Regions from separate parts of the Homo sapiens genome. Here region 1 is linked to region 2. Evidence: read pairs that join two places in POLR2A ChIA-PET (ENCODE). Cell type or tissue: PC-9. All regions are shown on one strand. Each heading gives the region's core, and the rest is flanking DNA. Links, peaks and the distances in the headings are about the cores only. Region 1 overlaps KIAA1217. Region 2 has its middle 16 kb from the start of KIAA1217.

Evidence for each region. Peaks named below come from ENCODE experiments on the same cell type or tissue, not always from the same donor. Only the 100,000 strongest peaks of a DNase experiment are listed, where the experiment ranks them.
Region 1: POLR2A ChIA-PET joins it to region 2 with 14 read pairs; 2 of 35 experiments call an interaction of 5 or more read pairs at or near these places.

The regions. Positions count from the first base shown.
Region 1 is chr10:24,478,851-24,488,932 of GRCh38, forward strand. All of the region lies in intron 6 of KIAA1217, which reads left to right. Among named protein-coding and RNA genes, the nearest start is that of MIR603, 210 kb to the left of the region's middle. In PC-9, for the core only: no CTCF peak of the experiment used is centred there; a DNase peak (open chromatin) is centred at 5,051; H3K27ac peaks cover 1,948 bases.
Region 2 is chr10:24,188,382-24,198,463 of GRCh38, forward strand. It overlaps a transcript of KIAA1217 not described here. Among named protein-coding and RNA genes, the nearest start is that of KIAA1217, 16 kb to the right of the region's middle. In PC-9, for the core only: CTCF peaks have their summits at 8,282 (motif pointing left) and 8,501; no DNase peak of the experiment used is centred there.

The sequences.
Region 1 (10,082 bases), core at 1,302-9,301, 290 kb after region 2:
ATGTAAAATACCTTTAGTGAAATAACACTCAAAATTCAAGAGTGCTTATCGCAAAGTGACTACCTTGCCTTCGAAATATGTAACAGATTCCTCCAAATTGATTTTTCAGGACCCAGTAAACTTGAACTGAGATTGTATTTTTACACTATTCTATACCTAGAGCAGCTACATTCGACAAATTAGCATAGAGTTACACTAGGAAGAAAAATTTTGCCCATTCCGAGCACCTATAACTACAGAAAAGCAAACAACTTGAGTTTCTATTATGATTTTTGAGGCATGGTAGACTTAGCAGAACCTTCTGTGTACAGGAGGAAGCCCACATGGCAACTGGCAGCTTGTGTCTGCTGTTAATCATTTCACATCACTTTCTCATTTTATGAGGATTCAATGTTACTATGTTGGTAACTTTTAGGGGTGAGATGGATCCTTGGTTAAACAGTTGATCAAATGAAAGTCTAAATTCAGATTTATGTCATTGAAAAATGTTCACTGCGACTGGAAGACCTTTGAAGATTTCCTAAACCATGATTTATCCTCCTAGAGGACAGTCAGTTTGAATGATGGGAAAAGAAGGATTACTTGCTTTCCTTTCTTGCTGGTATAGTAAAAAGTGAGCCACATCAGCGATATCCTAAGTAGTTACAGTTAGCATCTCGGTAAAGCAGAGTTTCTTAACCTCTGTACTGTTGTCAGTTTGGGCCTGATAATTTGCTGTAGGGGGCTGTCCTGTGCATTGTAGGATGTTGTCTTAGTCCATTCTGTGTTGCTATAAAAAATACCTGAGACTGGGTACTTTGTAAAGAGAAGAGGTTTATTTAGCTCATGGTTCTAGAGGCTGAGAAGTTCTAGGGCATGGCCCTAGCTTCTGGCAAGGCCTTTTGTGCTGCATCATAGCATGGCAGAGAAGGTCAAGGGAGAAGTGAACCCAGGCAAAGAGGGAGAAATCTGAGGGGGGTCTGGTTTCCTAACAACTCACTCTCATGGGAACAAATTCATTACTGATAGAATGAATCCAATCTCTTAAAAGCGAGAGCAAGAAATCACTCACTACATTGAGAACAGCATGAGGCCCTTCATGAGGGATCTGCCCCCATAACCCAAACACCTTCCACTAGGCCCCACCTCCCAGCACTGCCACGTGGGGGATCACATTTCAACATGAGTTTTAGTGGGGACAAACCATATCCAAACCGTAGCAGATGTTTAGCAGCATCTCTGGCCTCTACCCACTGGAAGCCAGTAGCAAATACCAACTACCAATCCTGACCTAGCCAGGATAATCAAAGACATCTCTAGATATTGTAATGCCCTGCCCAGGGGGGCAAAATGCCCCAGCTTAGAAACGTTGCTCTAAAGGAAATTTGAACTTTTTCTACTTTTAATAAAATAGAGAAATGAAAGAATACCCCATGTTCAAGCAATGTAAATTGTGACATTCGTAAGGCAAGGACCAGGACAGTTATTACCTCCATTCTGCCCTCCTCCTCGTGATAAAGCAACTCATTATTGATAGAGCTTGCTATGACTACCTTCAGGTCAGTCAATCTGCTCATCAACCAGTTGTTCAGAGGCAGTAACTTGTAATGGACTTCCAAGCCAGAGTGCCTGGGTTCAAATCCCAGTTCTAACACTTGCCAGCAGATGGGACCTTTGACAAAGTACCGAATCTTGCTCTGCCTCCATTTGCTCAACTGTGACATAGAGATAATAATAGTATCTACCCCACAGGATGCAACAACTCATTACAGTTCAGTGTGTTATGGCAGCCTGGGATATACTAAGTGGCTGAGAGTTTCTAGTTTGAGCAAAGCACTCTACTAAGTGCTACTAAAGAGGAATGTAAATACACAGAGTTGGCAAGGATGAGGAACTCCCCGAAGAAGCAGGGAGAGACATTTCTGAATATAATATCAGAAAACACGTAAGGTGAGCAAGGGTGAGAGAATTAAACTAAATGTGAACACAGAATAGAATGAGCTGGGCTTACAGATCCAAATTAGAATGTTTAGAGTATCAAAACTGCTTCGAAGTTCATTTCAGGAAAGTAGCCAGGGTTGCACATCTGCTTGGGTCCAGGGGCAAAAAGACAAGCTAGGTTCAGGGCATCCTTTTAAAACTGCATCTGAGCTATAAGACTGAAGATAAGACAGCTAAGCCAGGTATGCGTGAAATCATTAGGTTATCTGTTTTGATGCCTAATAGTGCTTGACTGATTCAGCTCTTGTCTGAATTGCTTTTTCATGTAGCTGTAATTATGGATCAATAAATGTTTATTGAGCTGCTCTTATGTGCTTAGCTGTGGACTGGAGGATTTGCTGCATACAAAGAAACTGAGATATGGTTCCCATACACCAGGAACATAAACCATGAAGACAGTCATAAAATATTAAAAGCTTAATATAAACATATAAGCTTTGTCACGGTTTAAGTACAGGAAGCTTCGGAGTTACAAATGCCTACTGAATACCTGTTTTTGAGAAACAACCACAATCATTGAATTTCACACGTGATATTTCTTTTGGCTTTGGTGATGCCCAGGGATGCTCTTCTTGTCATTCCTGAGAGTGACAATGTCTCCTTGTGAGTCAGAGAGGAGAGAAGGGGACATGCCAAGTCACATGGCACCCCCAGAGGCTTGAGCTCCAGAGAAAGATCTCTTCCCAGCTTCCCAAAGTCCAGCTTGGAAGTCAGGACACGTTTTCCTTGAAAACAATGAGGAACGACGACAGGACTAATAATACATTGTAGGTTAAAGAGGCTTCCATGGGCCAGCTGGAAATCCAACCACCATTTATTCCAAGTTCTAAACAATGAAAGTACAAGTAAACTTTTCAATGACAAGCCTGCCATAATTTGGGGTCTGCTTGTACATAATTAATTCCAAAGAAGTGATACAGACGGTAATTGCTATGAATTCAGAAAAGGGAACATTTTCCCAAAGTTATGTGGGTCTCAGAGCCTTCTTGAGAACATTGAGATGGTCTAGAATTGAGGGCATGTACGTAATGAAAAGATGTCATTTGGGAAAGACCAACTAGTCTCTATCCAAAATTTGCTATACTTTTACCATCATGGTACCTATAAAAATGACATCTCGATATGATGTTTTGCCAGTCTCAGAAATCAAGTGCTGACCAACTGAATTGTTATTTCGTTCACAGGAGTGGAATTTCATGGTTAAGTCATATTTGCTAGTTATTCCTTAGACTCCTGAGTTCAGGCATCAGATACTTGATAAACATACTAGACCAACTAACAGATTTATGCAGCTAGCTCTATTCTTACACCAGGGATACTCTGTCAGAAATGCCAATGGAATAGCAGCCACAAGGTCTGTGTGCTACTTTAAACAAATCAATATCTCAAAAGGAAAAGGCGTCGTCTGTCACTAATTAGATCAAATTAAAATGTGCTGCTGTATCTCCTTTGAATATTCATGAGGTGCTCTCAATCAGAAGCCCTAAGTCTGAGACCAGAAACTTAAGCCAGAAAAAACTAAATACTGTGAGATTCAGATAACTCGGTCCTTTGCCAACTAGAACTTCAAAGAGAAGAGGAATAGCTTAGGTGCAGAGTAAGCCTCCTGAAAAGATGACAAAATCAGCTTAATGCAGAATCGTGGGGTTCCCACCCAACCTAAAGATGGATCGTCAAAATAGCCCAGGAGCTGATAATCCTAGACTCTGTTGACACACAGGACACATAGTTTAGCCTCTCTTGTGATTTACTTGTCCTTCTGTCTGGCGGAAACCATGGAGATTACACTTGTCCTTATTTGAATTCTGGACTTCATTTTTCATGAATGAAGTGATTCAAAAAATACAGCTGGGTCTAAGCATGAATTCTAACTTTCAAAAATCACAGATCTTAAAAAGTCTGTATTGAACTGGGTGCAGTAACTCATGCCTGTAATTCCAGCATGTTAGGAGGCTGAGGCAGGAGGGCCACTTGAGCCCTGGAGTTCAAGACCAGCCTGGGCAACAGAGTGAGATCCCATCTCTACAAAAGACTTTTTGAAAAATTAGGTGTGGTGGCACATGCTTGTAGCCCTAGGTGCTCAGGAGGCTAAGGTGGAAGGATCACTTGAGCCCAGGAGTTGGAGGCTGCAGTGAGCTATGATTGCACTACTGCACTCCAGCCTGGGCAACAGAGCAAGATCCTGTCTCAAAAAAAAAAAAAAAAAAAGTCTGTATATACTCATGCAGGGCCAACTTGTATCACCAGTAAATACTTCCTCTGTCTCCTTGTCCATCCTCAAAGCTAAAGAGACCTTGGAGAATACTGGGTCCTAATAGCTGACTTTACAGCAGGAGAAACAGCAAGGAGACTTCCTAAAGGTCCAAGGATGGGAGCTACTCTAGTTAAATGACATTTCGCTATCCTGCTGCCTTAAGGGTGGCTCCAGCCATTGCTCTTGACCTCACAGCCACCCACTGGGCCACTCCACCTCCATCTCTCACCTGACTTGCTACAGTGGTCTCCCAAAAGGTCTCCCCACTCAGTCCCTGCCCACCTTCCGCCTGTTCTCATTGGGGAGGCCAGAGTGACCCCGTTAAAACGTGAGACCTTTCATGTCGAGCCTCAGCTCAGGACTCGCCGTGGCCCCCCTCACATTTTGTCTTTGCAAGCACAAGTAACTAAGACAAAACAAAAAGGAAATGCACTAGAGAGACCAAATATAGCAAATGTTTTTTTCTTTTCCCTAAGAGTCATTATTTTATTTCTTTTGAGTCCGCCCTAAGATTTACAGCTCTAAAGCAGGCGAGAGTGGGGAGTTCATTTCCACAGTCACCATGAGGTCCACTCAAGAGACCATCTCTCCTGACACCGTCTCTCATTTGAAGGTAAATTAGCTGGCCGTGTTCAGCTGGCCCATAACATGAAGCAACTGCTATTCCTACCTGTTTGTACCTGTGCAAAAAATGAGATGTCAATTCCAGAACACAAATGTTCCAGATTAGCCTCAGGGAAGAGAAAGAAAATGCAAAACAGGTGATTTCATAAAGCAGGGTGTAGGCTTGCCCTGGGGAGTGGCGGCTCTAGGCACCCAGCAGAGAGCCAACAGGAAGTGAAGTGCCTCACCCTAGATGTGAGTCACTAAGGGAGGCAGCTCAGTGCCACAGAGAGCCCTGGATCCGAGAAAGCCTGCAAGCTAATTGATCTGTTTCCCTAAGAAAAGCCCTGCCTGGCTAAGCCTCAGTGTCTTTTGTCCTAATAAGGGGATGATAATCTACTCAAGAGTTCTGTGCAATTTTTATTTTTATTTTTATTATATTTATGTGTATATATATGTATATATGTATATGTGTGTGTATATATATATAGATATACATATATATTGATATACATATATATAGATAGATAGATATACATATATATATATATATATTTTTTTTTTTTTTTTTTTTTTTGAAACAGTCTCGCTCTGTTGCCCAGGCTGGAGTGCAGTGGCATGATCTCGGCTCACTGCAACCTCCGCCTCCCGGGTTCAAACAATTCTCCTGCCTCAGCCTCCCAAGTAGCTGGTATTACAGAAGCCCACCACAGTAGCCCAGCTAATTTTTTGTATTTTTAGTAGAGACAAGGTTTCACCATGTTGGCCAGGCTGGTTTTGAACTCCTGACTTCAAGGGATCCGCCCACCTCGGCCTCCCAAAGTGCTGGGATTACAGGTGTGAGCCACCGTGTATGGCCTATTTTTATTTTTCAATGTATTATTATTTTAGAGATGTGGTCTTGCTCTGTCACCCAGGCTGGAACGCAGTGGTGCAATCATAGCTCACTGCAGCCTCGAACTCCTGGGCTTAAGCAAGCCTCCCCCACCTCAGCCTCCCAAAATTTGGGGATTACAAGTGTGAGCCACTGTGCCTGGCAGAGGGACAAGTTCTGTGCAATTTAAATGAAAATAGCTATTAGATCACTTTGTGTACTGGACAGTTTTCTATGAATAAATTTTTCATTGACATAAAACCATGAAGCCATAGAGTTGTGCCAGCCCTTCGGATCTGAGGGGGGTTGTGTCCTTATTCCTGACTTGGGGCTGTTTCCTGGTCCCATCCAGAACAGCCTACACAGAAAGTGAATTGTGAAATAGATTAAAGGCTGCCTGGAGCCTTCCCTAAGTGCATTTGCTGTGCTGGGCAGAGCACTGCTAGAACCTGGGAAGCCAATTGTGCATGCGGGGAACACCAGGCCTGGGTGGGACTGAGCTTGGACCTCCTGGTTGGACCTGCCCGCTTTTTTTTTTTTTTTTTAATAGCTTCATTCAAGATCACAGACCCAGAATGGGAAGAGCTATGGGATTTATGTAAATCCCTTCCAACCAGAAACTTATGTAATTCCAGGATTCTAAGTGAGGCTGGATTTCTGTGGGTAGTGGGTGTGAGAGAATGGGTACCCCTGTTTAACAAGGGGTAGGGGCCTTCTGAGACTGTTTCCTCTACAGAGTAAGGGTTCGTTCAGCCTTTTCCGTGGCCTGCCAAGAACTCAACTCCATGTTCCCTCACTTCCTGTAATTGACCTTGTCCAGGACTTTCTGACCTTGGAGAATTCACCTTTGCTCTTTCTGCTGCTTCGTGCATTCTTCCACCAAATGTCTAACTGACTGGCTCCTCTCCAAACTCAAGGCTTTGCCAAATGCCACCAGCTCAGGGAGGCCTTTCCTGGCCATGACACTTGAAGTTGCAACACTCCCCCGCAGTCTCCCGTGCCCCAGATGTAAGTTCCATGAGGGCAAGCCCTGTGCTTTTACCACCATATCCCCAGCATCTTGAGCTGTGCCTGGCCCAAGAAATATTTGTTGAATGAATGAATTTAAAGGGATATCATGAAGGCTTACACATCCTCAATGGTTTACAGGTTATAATGTGCTTCGCTACACATTTTTCTCATTTGCCCTCATTTTGATGTCTCTGTAGGGTGACAGCCTTTGGGACAGGTAAGGCAGTTGTTTTCCCAATTCGATGGTTAAGGAGCGGAGACCCAGAGACGTTAAGTGACTTCTGAGTGGAGATTTGTATCTCCCCGTGGATGTCTGTTAATGAACTTGAATGCAGCATGCCCAAAAATAAAGTCCTATCTTCCCCACATCAGGTAACAACAGCTTCATTCATCTAGTCACTCAGGCCAAAAGTCTTGGTGTCATCTTGATTGCTGTCTCCCCAACCCTGCGTTTGGACACCCAGACCCAGAGAACAGTAAGATCTGTACTCAGAGGTTTCCTGGCTCCAGCCATTGCTCTCGACCTCACAGCTACCCATTGGGCCAAGCCACCTCCAGCTCTCACCTGACTTGCTGCAGTGGTCTCCCAAGAGGTCTCTCCACTCAGTCCCTGCCACCTTCAGCCTGTTCTCAGTGGAGGGGGCCAGAGTGACCCTGTTAAAACATGAGACCTTTCACGTCCAACCTCAGCTCAGACTTCCCCATGGTTCCTATCACACTCAGGGTCAAAGTGAGAGTCCCTAAGATGACACACAAGTAGGGAGAATGCCCTTCTCGGCTGGACTGGGACAGCTCCAGGGTATCCCTATTGTCCTTGTACAATACTTGCAATGACCAATGGCTCCCCTGTCCACTTTCTGAAGTATCCTGGTGTGGAGAATAAATGATTTGATTCCCCTCGCCACAAGCCCTGGACAGGTCAACCGTCTGCCCCTCTGACATCATTTCAATCACCCTCCCCTTCCTTCCTTCACTGCAGGCACACTGGCCTCCCCAGCTCTCCTCAGTACTGCCAGGCATGCTCCTGCCTTGGGCAGAGTGTATATGTGTGAGTGCACCTGCCCTTCCCACAGCCTAGAACGTTCCTCCTCCAGACAGCACACATGGCCTGCTCTCTCACTTCCTTAAGGTCTTTATTCAAAAGTGACTTTCTCAGTGAAGCCCTGTCTGCTCACCCTGCGTAAAATTTCAGCTCTTCTTTCTATCTCTCTTCCCAGATTTTTTTTTCTCCTTCATGTTCGTTGGTGTCTAAGGTTTATCATCTATTTCGCTAATGGTCAGTAGAATGTAACCTCCACGTAAGCAAGGAGTTTTGTCTGTTTTGTTCATGTCTATGTCCTTAGTGCCTGGAGCATTCCCTAGTATGCAGTAGGTGCTCAATAAATGTCAGTTGGATTAATGGCTGAAAGAAAGGTCACCGCTGTAAGGATGGAGTCAGAGAACAAACACAGTTAATTCCTGGTCCACTGTTTTTGCTTCCACTAAATTGTATTTGGTCTACGGCTTCTCCGCTTGCCCTGGAACCCTGCTCAGAACACTGCTCCCTTCTCCTTCTTCTTCTCCCTCCGGATAAATTCTGCCATTCTTTTCAGCATCATTCACATCTCACCTATTATAAGAACTTGTTCTTCCGCAGCCTATTGCTCCGTCTCCACCATCCAGGAGTACCTTATTGATAGCACTGAGCACAGAGGAACCCCACAGAATTCTGGCTGGGCTGTAGCCACCATGCCCACCCAAGCCAAGTCATCCGAAGCCTAGGATCAGGAAGAAAGGCATCAGCATCACTGACTCTCAGCGCCCGTCATGGTGCTCACGCACAAAGTGATGGTGGAAGTGAACTGAAATTGACATGATAATCAATCGTCTCCCGAGGCCATGAAGAAAATAAACAGCATCCCTAGGAGTATGTGAAGAACTATTTATTAGAGAGAATACCATCATCGCCACAGCATTCCCTTTCCACATCTCATTGCCAGTTTTCATTCTGTCAACACCTCAGTGAATTTATGAAGAAAGATTAGAAATAGCTTTTTCCTCTAGATCCTTGTAAATGGAGCTTCATTTTTGCCTGTTTTTTTTACAGGTATCCTTAAATGTGTCTGTCTTCCTGCACTGTAAGTGAAATGCAGAACATTTTAGATGAGCCCCTTTGTTAGGTTACAGACTCTTTCCTGACTTGGGAAAAGTGCCTAATGAGAAGGTTTCCCCCAACTCTGTCTCCTTGAAGATTACCAGAAGGAGAGGACATAGGAAGAAATAGAAGGGGCACAAGGGGCCTTTTCTTCTCATTTATTACCCTCCTCTGTCATTCAGAAAGCAACGTCAGTATAGCATGGGAACAGCAAGGCTGAAAAATAGCCCAGATGCAATGGGGTTCAGTTGGGATAATGTTGAAAGTATTCAGGGTCCAACCTGGGTAAGAGGCAGGAGAAATGACCAGAGACTGTTCAGACAGTATCGAAGGTGGAGAAAGCAAGGCCAGGCTACAGATAAAGAAATAGTTTGTATGAATAAGAGAAATGAAGACAACAAAAAATCGCCATACTTAGAGGGGGTCTTGGAGTTTCAGATCTAGACAGTAACACCATTCTGAGTTAGAACTCAAGGTCAGAGGATGGCTGTAAAGATTTTGAGGCTGTATAGTGCCAAATTTCTGTAGGGGTTGTAAGTATGGATGTTGAAGCTACAAAGGATGGCAGCTGGGGTATGGTGGATGGGAGCACCAGGGATGGGAGGGGATTTCCTGGGTAGTGGTAGGGAACTTAGGGATGAGATAGTCAAGAATTCCAAAGCAGGGGAGATACTGAGACATTAGACGAAACAAAATATTGAAGTGCTTTTTAGGGGAGACAGAACGTAGCCAGTCTTCTTGCTCATGCCATAAGCACAGGGCCCGGGGAGAAGAAATGGCAGCCCTGACTGCCCACTACACCAGTGTCTCCCAAATAGATCTAAATGTGTCAATGAGAAGTTAAATGTATTGGGAGTTTGGGGAACAATGTCTTTAGTTACACAGCTTTTCCACCAATAGGTTAACTTCTGGCAGAAATAGAAAGGTCATTGCTTAGAGTCACATTTGAAGCTTTACCACAAATTCAGACAATTTAAATTCCTTTGTTTTGTTGAACTCGTCTGAAAACAGTCTTTAATTACTTTGGGTTTTTTTTTCCTCATACCAGAGTCAGGGCATGAACAAACAAGGGCATAGCCTCGCTTTAAACCTGTTCACTATTGCATCCTGGAAAAATGCCTTCGGCACTGCCAAGATCAAAGAGTTTTAGTTCAGGTAGATTGCTCCTAGAAAAAAGGAAATTGACATTGTCAAAGAAAGGCATGCCTGGGAAAGGGGATGCAGTG
Region 2 (10,082 bases), core at 598-8,597:
CTGTCATGCCCCTGGGAATTCTCAGGGGTAGAGGATCACAGCCAGGGATAAATCACATGTAAAAAAGGGTCCCTTATATCCAGCTTTGAACCTCTAGCCTGTGGCACAGTATGAGGTACACACCTGATTCAGTGATTATTGTATGTGGAATTGACTGAAATTGAAATTGCAAGCATTCTCTGCAGTATTCAATAGGCTGCTGCCTATTTCAGTTTATTCTTGGTGTTGTTCTAACTAAAATGGAATCTCTCTTCTGTAGGGAAAGAAAGATGGAGGTTGGGCCTTAAAGAATCAAGTGTAACGTGTTTGTCCTTTTTCAGGAGTCAGCTATTGAAATCGTCTTTGTTAGTTCATTCCTCCCAACATGGAGGAGACCGGACACTTTCCTCAAGCCTCATGTCCATGGGCTTGATGATTGATGAGTCAAAGCTTCATATTCCTCGGCCGGGTGCAGTGGCTCACGCCTGTAATCCCAGCACTTTGGGAGGCCGAGGCGGGCAGATCGCGGGGTCAGGAGATCGAGACCATCCTGGCTAACATGGTGAAACCCCGTCTCTATTAAAAATACGAGAAAATTAGCCGGGCGTGGTGGCAGGTGCCTGTAGTCCCAGCTACTCTGGTAGCTGAGGCAGGAGAATGGTGTGAACCCGGGAGATGGAGCTTGCAGTGAGCCAAGATCACGCCACTGCACTCCAGCCTGGGTGACAGAGCGAGACTCTGTCTCAAAAAAAAAAAAAAGAAAAGAAAAAGAAAGCTTCATATTCCTCACCTGGAATCTGGGGATGATGATAGTACCAGCCTTATCAGGTCGTTGAGAGGAATACATGATCCTACCATTGAAAGCGCTTGACCTGCAACCTGACATAAAGTGTACACTCATTCAAAATAGCTGTTGCTACTGTTAAGTGGTTGGCCGAAGGAGCACAGAGATCATAGGATGACCCCAAATCATTTTGGCTAAAAATGCTTCGAAAATATGCCCCTGAAACTGAGGAGCAATTCTAGACAATGATTGGTCGCCTTGGTATAGAACTCTACAATTCCCACAATTAATACAATAATTTAAAATATTTTTCTATCCCTTATCTTCCCCCCAAACACACATGTGCACACACTTTTACCCATGCAGAGGAGAAAGAGTAATACCTTTTTCTCACCCATCACAAGGGTCATGGCTGATACCCTATAACAAAAGACAGATTAACAAGAGAAAAGCAAACAAATTGATTTAATGTAAGTTTTACATGGCACAGGAGCCTTCAGAAATGGAGATCCAAAGACCTAGGGAAGACTGCGTGTTTTTATGTTTGGTTTGATGAAGAATGGACAGTCTTGTACAAGTATGATTGGAGGCTGAATGCAGTGGCTCACTCCTGTAATCCCAAGGACTTTGGGAGGCCAAGGTGAGAGGATTGCTTGAGGCTGGGAGTTTGAGACCAGCCGGGGCAGCCTAGTGAGACCGCATCTCTACAAAATGAAAATTTTAAAAATTAGCTGGGTATAGTGGTGCATGCCTATAGTCCCAGATACTCAGGAGGCTGTGGCAGGAAGATTGATTGAGCCAAGGAGTTCAAGGCTGCAGTGAGCTGTGATCATACCACTGTGCTCCAGCCTGGGTGACAGAGTGAGACTCTGTCTCTATTTAAAAAAAAAAAAAAAAAAGTATGATTGGACATACAAAGGGTATGATCTAATGATAATAAACTGAGGGGGAGCTTAGCAAGGCCTGTTTGTTCAGATTCTTCTTGACCTCTCTTTGCGGCAGGCGTTTCCCCTTGGTATAAGGCAAGATACCTGTCACTTAGGGATCTTATGGCCCATTTTCAGGGGAGGTTGGTCAGAGAATTCCTTTATGGCTGGCTCTTAAACAGAAAGACTGGGGAAAGTCAAAGCTAGTGACCTGCAAGGTACCATATTTTGGGGTAACATGTTTTGCACCCCAATGCCCAGAAATAGTAAAACAGCAAAGCAGGAGGAGGTTTTACCTACAGGTCCCATGCGGTAGCCATTTCTCATCCTTACTTCGAAAGCCTGAACTTCCCCAAACAGCTTATTCTATGTGAGGCGCTGAACCCAAGCCTCCCTTGACTCAGAGCTCACCGTATGGTAGAATGGTCAGCAGCCCTAAATTCCCGTGGGCTTTAGAAGTTAGGGCTTTCCCACAGCAGGATTGCCCTGGTTGACAAACACAAGGAATCCAGAAGTTTCTCCTACCCACAGATTCCCCCATATTTCCTGGGAGAACCCAGTGCTATCTAGGAGTTCCAGAATTAGGACGAGCCATGGAGGATATCCTGTTTAAGGGAAGGCAGGCTGCTGACCAGTTATTTTCTTAACACCTTTCCATCCTTTGGCACCTACTCCAGGAAATGCCAGCCAGAGCTCTCCAATTAGCTACCATATGGATAGAGTCTATAAGAAGAAAATGTATAATCCATATCAGTTAAGTGCTCTGAAGAGCAGATCATTCCAGGGAGGGAAAGGGATAACCAGGACATGGGTTTGTCATGCTTAAAAAAAAATGATCAGAGGCGGGGCTCGGTGGCTCACACTTGTAATCCCAGCACTTTGGGAGGCCAAGGCTGGCGAATCATTTGAGCCCAGGAGTTCAAGACCAGCCTGGCCAACATGGTGCAACCCCATCTGTATACAAAATACAAAAATTAGCTGGGCAAGGTGGTGCACACCTATGGGAAGCTAAGGTAGGAGGATGACTTGAGCCCAGAAGGTTGTGGCTGCAGTGAACTGAGACTGTGGCGCTGCACTTCATCCTGGGTGATAGAGTAAGACTCCTCTCAAAAAAAATAAAAAACAAAAGATCAGTCACCTTGTACCACATTGTCTAATTTTTTCATAATGTAGTTTTACTCTATTTAATGTGATTTAAAGACCTGCATTCCTGACTATTAATCTGGTCAGGAATAAGAAACATTTAACAGGCACAATAGGAAAGTTCTCCATTCAGGAGAGTTATATAAGGTTTGGAAATACCTGCAAAAATCAGACATACTATTTGATAGTACAATAGGGTGACTATAGTCAACAATAACTTAATTGTACATTTGTGTAAATGCATTGTTTGTAACACAAAGGATAAATGGTGCCCCCCTTCTCCATTATGTGATTATTTCACACTGCATGCCTGTATCAACACATCTCATGTACCCACAAATATATATATATATATATACCTATTCTGTACCCACAAATATTAAAAATTTAAAAATTTACAAACAAAATTCTTGCAAAAGCAACCCAGAATAGGATCAAGCCTGGAGGCAGTGAAACTGTAGTGGGTAACAGATTTCATTGCCAGCTTCATGGTTGAGGCATGTGTAACAAAGGACTTATTAGCAAGAGAAAAGTGTACAAATTTACTTTTTATTTTTTGAGACAGAGTCTCGCTCTGTTGCCCAGGCTGGAGTGCAATGGCGCAACCTCAACTCACTGCAACCTCCACCTCCCAGGTTCAAGCAATTCTCATGCCTCAGTCTCCCAAGTAGCTGGGACTACAAGTGTGCACCACCACACCTGGCTAATTTTTGTATTTTTAGTAGAGACAGAGTTTTGCCGTGTTGGTCTGGAACCCCTGACCTCAAGTGATCCCCCTCCTTGGCCTCCCAAAGTGTTGGGATTACAGGCGTGAGCTACTGCTCCCAACCACGGATTTACTTAATGTAAGTTTGGGTTGACACAAGAGCTTTTGGGTGTTAACACAAGAGCCTTTGGAAAGGAAGATCCAAAGAAAGAGGTGAATGTATGTATGTTTATGCATACGTCTGGTGAAGAGCGGAACAGTCACGCAGAAGTATGATTAGAAGATAAAAGGAAGTGATCTAATGGTAATGAACTTAGGGACTCAGCGATGATTCTTTGTTCAGATTCTTCTCTATGTCCCTGTGTCTTCAGAGACAAGGATGCTCCTTTCTTCCAGGTATAGGGAGGGCATCTCTCACATTAGGGTCTTGCCACCTGCTTCAGTGGGAAAGGATAAGGGGAAAGGATAAGGGGAAGGTGCAAGAAACCTTCCTGCTTCTGCTGTTTTCTCAATGTCAAGGTATCATATTTGGGGGGTAGTATGCTCTGGACCCCATCAAAGCAATCATTGCGACCTTGTTTTCCAGTGTCATCCCCATAAGGTTAAGTTCATCACATCCCATTTGTTCACAGCCCAGGCTTCTAAGAGAAGCACATTTGGGACAGAGGGCATGGGGCCCTGAGATGGCCCTCCAACCTCAGTTAGAGGTCACACCCACACCAGGACTCTTGAGGTCCCTCAGGGGCTTGGAGAAATGCACAGGACCCAATTCACTCTGCATGTGTGACCAGAGGTGACATTTACAATGTCTGGGGTGGTGCTTACAGCAAGACCTTGGGAAGATTATGTTATTTGGTGTTTCTTTATTTATCTTTTTGAGACAGGATCTCACTCTGTCACCCAAGCTGGAATGCCTGGTAGTGCAATCATAGCTCCCTGTGGCCTCAGACTCCTGGGCTCAAACGATCTTCCTGCTCAGCCTCCTGAGTAACTGGTACTACAGGCATGTGCCACCACACCCAGTTAATTTTAAATTTCTTTTTGGAGAGATGGAGTCTTGCTATGTTGCACAGGCTGGTCTTAAACTCCTGGGCTTAAGCAATCTTCCCATCTCAGCCTCCTGAGTAACTGGGACTATGGGCATGTGCCACCATGCCCAGTTAATTAAAAAAAATTTTTTTGAGAGACGGGGTCTTGCTATGTTGCCCAGGCTAGTCTTAAATTCCTGGGCTTGAGCGATCTTCCCACCTCGGCCTCCCCCTCCTGAAGTGCTGGGATAACAGGCATGAGCCACCACACCTAACCTAAGCTTACATTATTAATGGCTAAAAAGCTCTAGCTTCTTAAGGTTCCCTCAGTAAAGATACAAATCTTATAACTCTGATTTTATAGGAGTCCTGCGGACTTATCTGGAGAGAAAATTTGCTATGAAGCAACAGTCAGATACAAGATGTTATACCAGTGTTCAATTTCAATAGCTGCTTCAGAAGCTGTTCCTCCCTGATCCAAATGTAGCCCTGTGTAGACAATGGGGTCTTTGCTGTCCTATCTCTGGCGATCTGTCCTGCTCAGCTATAAACACAGCGTTAGATGTTTCTTCATCTTCCCCATGGTCAGGTCAGATAATACTTATCTTCCTTTATCTGTGGGGGAGAACTCTCTAAATTGTTGCTATCTAACCTGAACATGAACAATGGCTTAAATTGTTTCTTCTTGAGGAAATAAACGAGCTGCGCCATGCAGAACTGCGCTAATCCAGATAACTCCATCTGGGTCAACAGTAAATGAGGAAAGTGCTCAGTTCTTAACATTTGACAGTTAGAGCAGATCACAGTACTCAAGGATTTTTTTTTTTGTATGAACTCCATCTGCAGCGTTTTCTACACACACACACACACACACACACACACACACACACACACACACAAAGCAGTCACGTGCATGTTCATGTACTTTGGTTTCTTCATTTGGAGATAATTTAAAATAGGCCAGGTGCGGTGGTTCACACCTGTAACCCCAGCACTTTGGAAGTCTAGGTGGATGGATCACCTGTGGTCAGAAGTTTGAGACCAGCCTGGCCAACATGGCGAAACCCCATCTCTACTAAAAATACAAAACTTAGCCAGATGTGGTGGCGCACACCTGTAATCCCAGCTACTCAGGAGGCTGAGGCATGAGAATCACTTGAACCCGGCAGGCAGAGGTTGCAGTGAGCTGAGATCACACCCCTGCACTCCAGCCTGGGTGACAGAGTGAGACTCCATCTTAAAAAATAAAAATGAAAAATAATCTCCAAGGAGCCTATAAATACATTACCAAACCTATGAAACCTTTCCCACCAATCTTGGCCTTCATTTCCCTCCTCTCCCCTCCCCTCCTCTCCCCTCCCCTCCTCTCCCCTCTCCTCCCCTCCCCTACCCCACCCCACCACTCCCCTTCCTTCATCCCTTCCTTCCTTCCCCTTGCTATGTTGCCCAGGCAGACCTCAACCTCCTGGCCTCAAGCCATCCTCCCACCTTAGCCTCCTAAGTCACTGGGACTACGGACACTTGCCACTCCACCTGACCTCTGGCCTTTATTTTCACTCTGCTGAACTCCCAAACCAGGTGTGTCTACAGCTCACTTTGTCCTTAGCACAGGCAGCCTCTTTTCTTTGTTTTGGGGGTTGTTTTTGGAGACAGTCTCGCTCTGTCAACCAGACTGAAGTGGAATGACATGATCACAGCTCATTGCAGCCATGATCTTCCCATCTCAGCCAGGCTCAAGCGATCCTCCTGCCTCAGCCTCTGCAGTAGCTGGGACTATAGGCATGCACCACCTATAGTCACACCCAGCCAATTAAATTTTTTTTTTTTTTTTTTTTTTTTTAGAGAGAAGAGTCTCAGTATGTTAGTCAGGCTGGTCTCTCAAACTCCTGACCTCAAGTGATCCTCCAGCCTTGGCCTCCCAAAATACTGGGATTAGAGGCATGAGCCACAGTGTCCAGCCCGTGTCTTTATTTCTATTGTATATGACTGTTCTTCTCTGTACGAGGATAACAAGTCCCCAGTCTTATCCCTCCATGCTCCTTCCAAGTGCTGGAGGCCAAGAGGAGAATGAGGCTGTCTTCCTCCTCTCCTGGTCCCCTCCCTGCCAGGCCACCCTGGGTGGGCTGTATTCTTCCAGGGAAGGCAGATTCCTCCAGGCAACCCTCCCCTTGACTCTCTCTCTGGGCTGGGGAATGAGCTTTCTCCTCTTGCTCCTTCAGGCCTAGGAGAAGTAAGAGTCCCTGTCCCTGGACTGCAGCATCCCTGGAAGTATGATCAAAACCCTGTCCAGTCCCATGGAAACTCTGCAGTGCCTTTTATTAAGCTTCCTGTATTTCCAGCTACAAGATGCCATGTCTTCTTAATCCAGACCCTGACCGAGAAAACCATTAGGAGATGGCTCAGGAGTATTTCTCCTTGTTCCAGCTGAAGCCCAAATCATCCTTCAATGATGGCTCTGACTCTGCAGGTTGCCCAAGACAAGGAACCCAGAAAACAGGGCTTTTGTGGACGAGGCAGCCATGAACCTGCCCTGTCTCGAAGGTTCTTTGGGGATTAATTGTTGGGACTGGGGATAAGCGTTTCTGTTTCAGGACTTCTACCTCCAGAAAAGAACAGAGGGAGGTTGGAATCAGAGGGCAACAGAGCCACTAAGATAATATGTGAAAATGCTCCCAGGAAAGTCAGAATATGGGAAAATCTGATGACAGCGAGATACTGAATGAGAATTGTTTTTAATCCGCCAGGAAAGGAAGTGGCTCTGGGGAGAGCCACTGAGGAGCAAATCTTTTAGGTGAAATGTGCTAAGAAAGGGAACTTAGGAAAGGTTTTGCTTTGGTTTTTGTTAGTTTTTACAAAGAACTAGGGCTTTGCTGATTATGTCATTGAAAAAATATGTATTGGCTGGGCGCAGTGGCTCACGCCTGTAATCCCAGCACTGTGGGAGGCTGAGGCAGGAGGATCGCTTGAGGCCAGCAGTTTGAGACTATTCTGGGCAGCACAGCAAGATTCCATGTCTACAGAAATTTTTTTTTACATAATTATCCAGGTGTGGTGGTGTGCACCTGTAGTTCCAGCTAGTGGGAGGCTGAGGCAGGAGGACTGCTTGAACCCAGAAGTTCAAGGCTGCAGCAAGGTATGATTGCACCACTGCACTCCAGCTGGGGTGACAGAGTGAGACCCTGTCTCAAAACACACACACACACACACACACACACACACACACACTGCCCTCACAAGTTGGAGCATACTTACATTAAAGGCTTTATTGTTACCTGATTTGAATTAATTAGGCATCCTGTGTTTTCCCTGGCAACCCCACCCAACGCGCAGTGTCTCTGGTCACAGTGCCTGGAAGGAGCACATTGGGGCCTCACAGCTTCCAGGCAATTGCACAGGAGGCAGCTCAAAACAGTAATCAATCTTGGGAAATTTTCCTGATTTCTGTTTTCATGTTTACATTTTTATTAGAAAACAAAAAGCATTGCCAAAAGTGGATGTTTACAATTGCTTGGGGGTAAAATATTACTATGATTCCTGATTCTTGCTGTACCAAGTATCGGGGATGATTAGGGAGAAGAAATCCAAGAATGCTTTCATTGGAAATTCAGGAAAAAGTTTACACCTTGAAGAGGGCAAGGCTGACGTTCATATGCAGCCTTTTGACTCTCTCGCCCCCTAGTGGCCATATGCCTAAACAGGGGTTTGCGTTCCTGCTGGTGACAGTTGCGTCCCCTTGGACTTCTCCATTGCACTAACTCTGCAGTAAGTGAAGTAATAATAAAATACATAGGAAGGTGAAGGTCCAGGCATATCTAAGCCCCAAAACCAGTCTGAGCGGTGCGTAGAGACAGGGCCGAGGTGCAGATGCTGCGCTGCTCCCCTGTAGCCTCCAGCTGTTTTATGGGGCTCCTGGGCTAATAGGGGAAAATCTGGCTTCACACCCTGGGGATTGAATCTGCCTAGAGTTGGTTGCCTTTATTTACACTCATTTACCCAACAAATATTTCTGGAGTGCCTACTATATGCCAGGCACCGTGCCAGGTGCTAAGCATCATTACACTTCACATCCTTCACTACGATATGGAGTTAAACGAAAGAGTTTGCACAGAGTTCTAGAAATTGTACCCAAAGCAAACTGAACACACAGCTAGGCACAGGCAGAAATTTGAGAACTGTGAGGGGATCTATATAACCAATGACCTTTTAGTTAAACTAATATCCCTGCCACATCCTTTCTTTATAACTCATATATACACGGTTTCAGCATCTTTTTTGATAAATGGTCATTAGACTTCTTGACAACTATTTATAATTCGGCACCCAGTAATCAATCAGAGTTGCATATGGTACAAAATTAATGCCATGTGATGTGCCTGGAGCCATTTCTGACTTATGGAAAAAAGATGGTGTTGGCAGAATGTTGAATTTTCATCCCTGTTTCTAGAACGTGCAATGCTGACTTGCTGACATTGAAAGAATGTACCAACAGAAACCTATTAGAGCAGTGAACTTGTTTTGGAAATAGTTGGGTTGGGCCTATTTGTGGTAGCACTGACCAAAGTCAATCAGGGAAAAGAACTGAGGCGGAATGTTGAAACATAACCTGAGTTTGTTCAGCAGTCTGGAGCATCTCCCAACTTCCACTACCCTATGTGCAATTTAATTTCTACATCCTGCCAATTTTACTTCCTGAGTATTTCTCAAAGCTTTGCCTTCTTTTTATCTTTATAATTCCCTTAGTTTCAAATCTCACATATTTTTTCCTGAATTACTGTAACAGAAACTTTATTGTAATCTCTTTTCCTGCTTCTCTCAAATCCATTCTCCACACAGATTTATCTCAAACACAAATCTGATCATGTCCTTAGTCTGCTATTGTCTTGTTCATGACTCCATGGTGCTTGCAGGACACAGTTCAAGCTTTTTGTGCATGAAATGCATGGACCTGACACCTGTCCTGGTGCGCGGAATGCATGGGACGGATAGTTGTCCTGCCACATCCACCATCATTCCATCATCTTTCCTATCACATCCCTCCTGGGGTTTTGCAGGTGCTCTGAATTGGTCTGTGAGCCTATTGAGTGAATATCCAAACATATGCATCCACCTCTGTGCTGTGTTGCTTATGAGTTTTCTCCTTGGTAAACCAGGTAACCCTGATGTGACCGAATGCCATTATTCAAAACATGTTATGAGTCTGTGTTGTTTTAAAGAGTCCCATTATCAGTGGGTAATATTTCTGTCCGATTCCAGAAGCTTACTGCCCTTCTCTTCCCCACTTCTCAGCTACAGAGAATTCTTCAGCTAATTCTCTTTGGTGTTCAGGATTTCATTAATCGGATTCTGACCTCAACATAAAATGGAAATGTTTGGGATACTGGGTGGGCGTGGTGGCTCATGCCTGTAATCCCAGCATTCTGGGAGGCTGAGGCGGGTGGATCACCTGAGGTCAGGAGTTTGAGACCAGCCTGGCCAACACGGCAAAACTCCATCTGTACTAAAAATACAAAAATTAG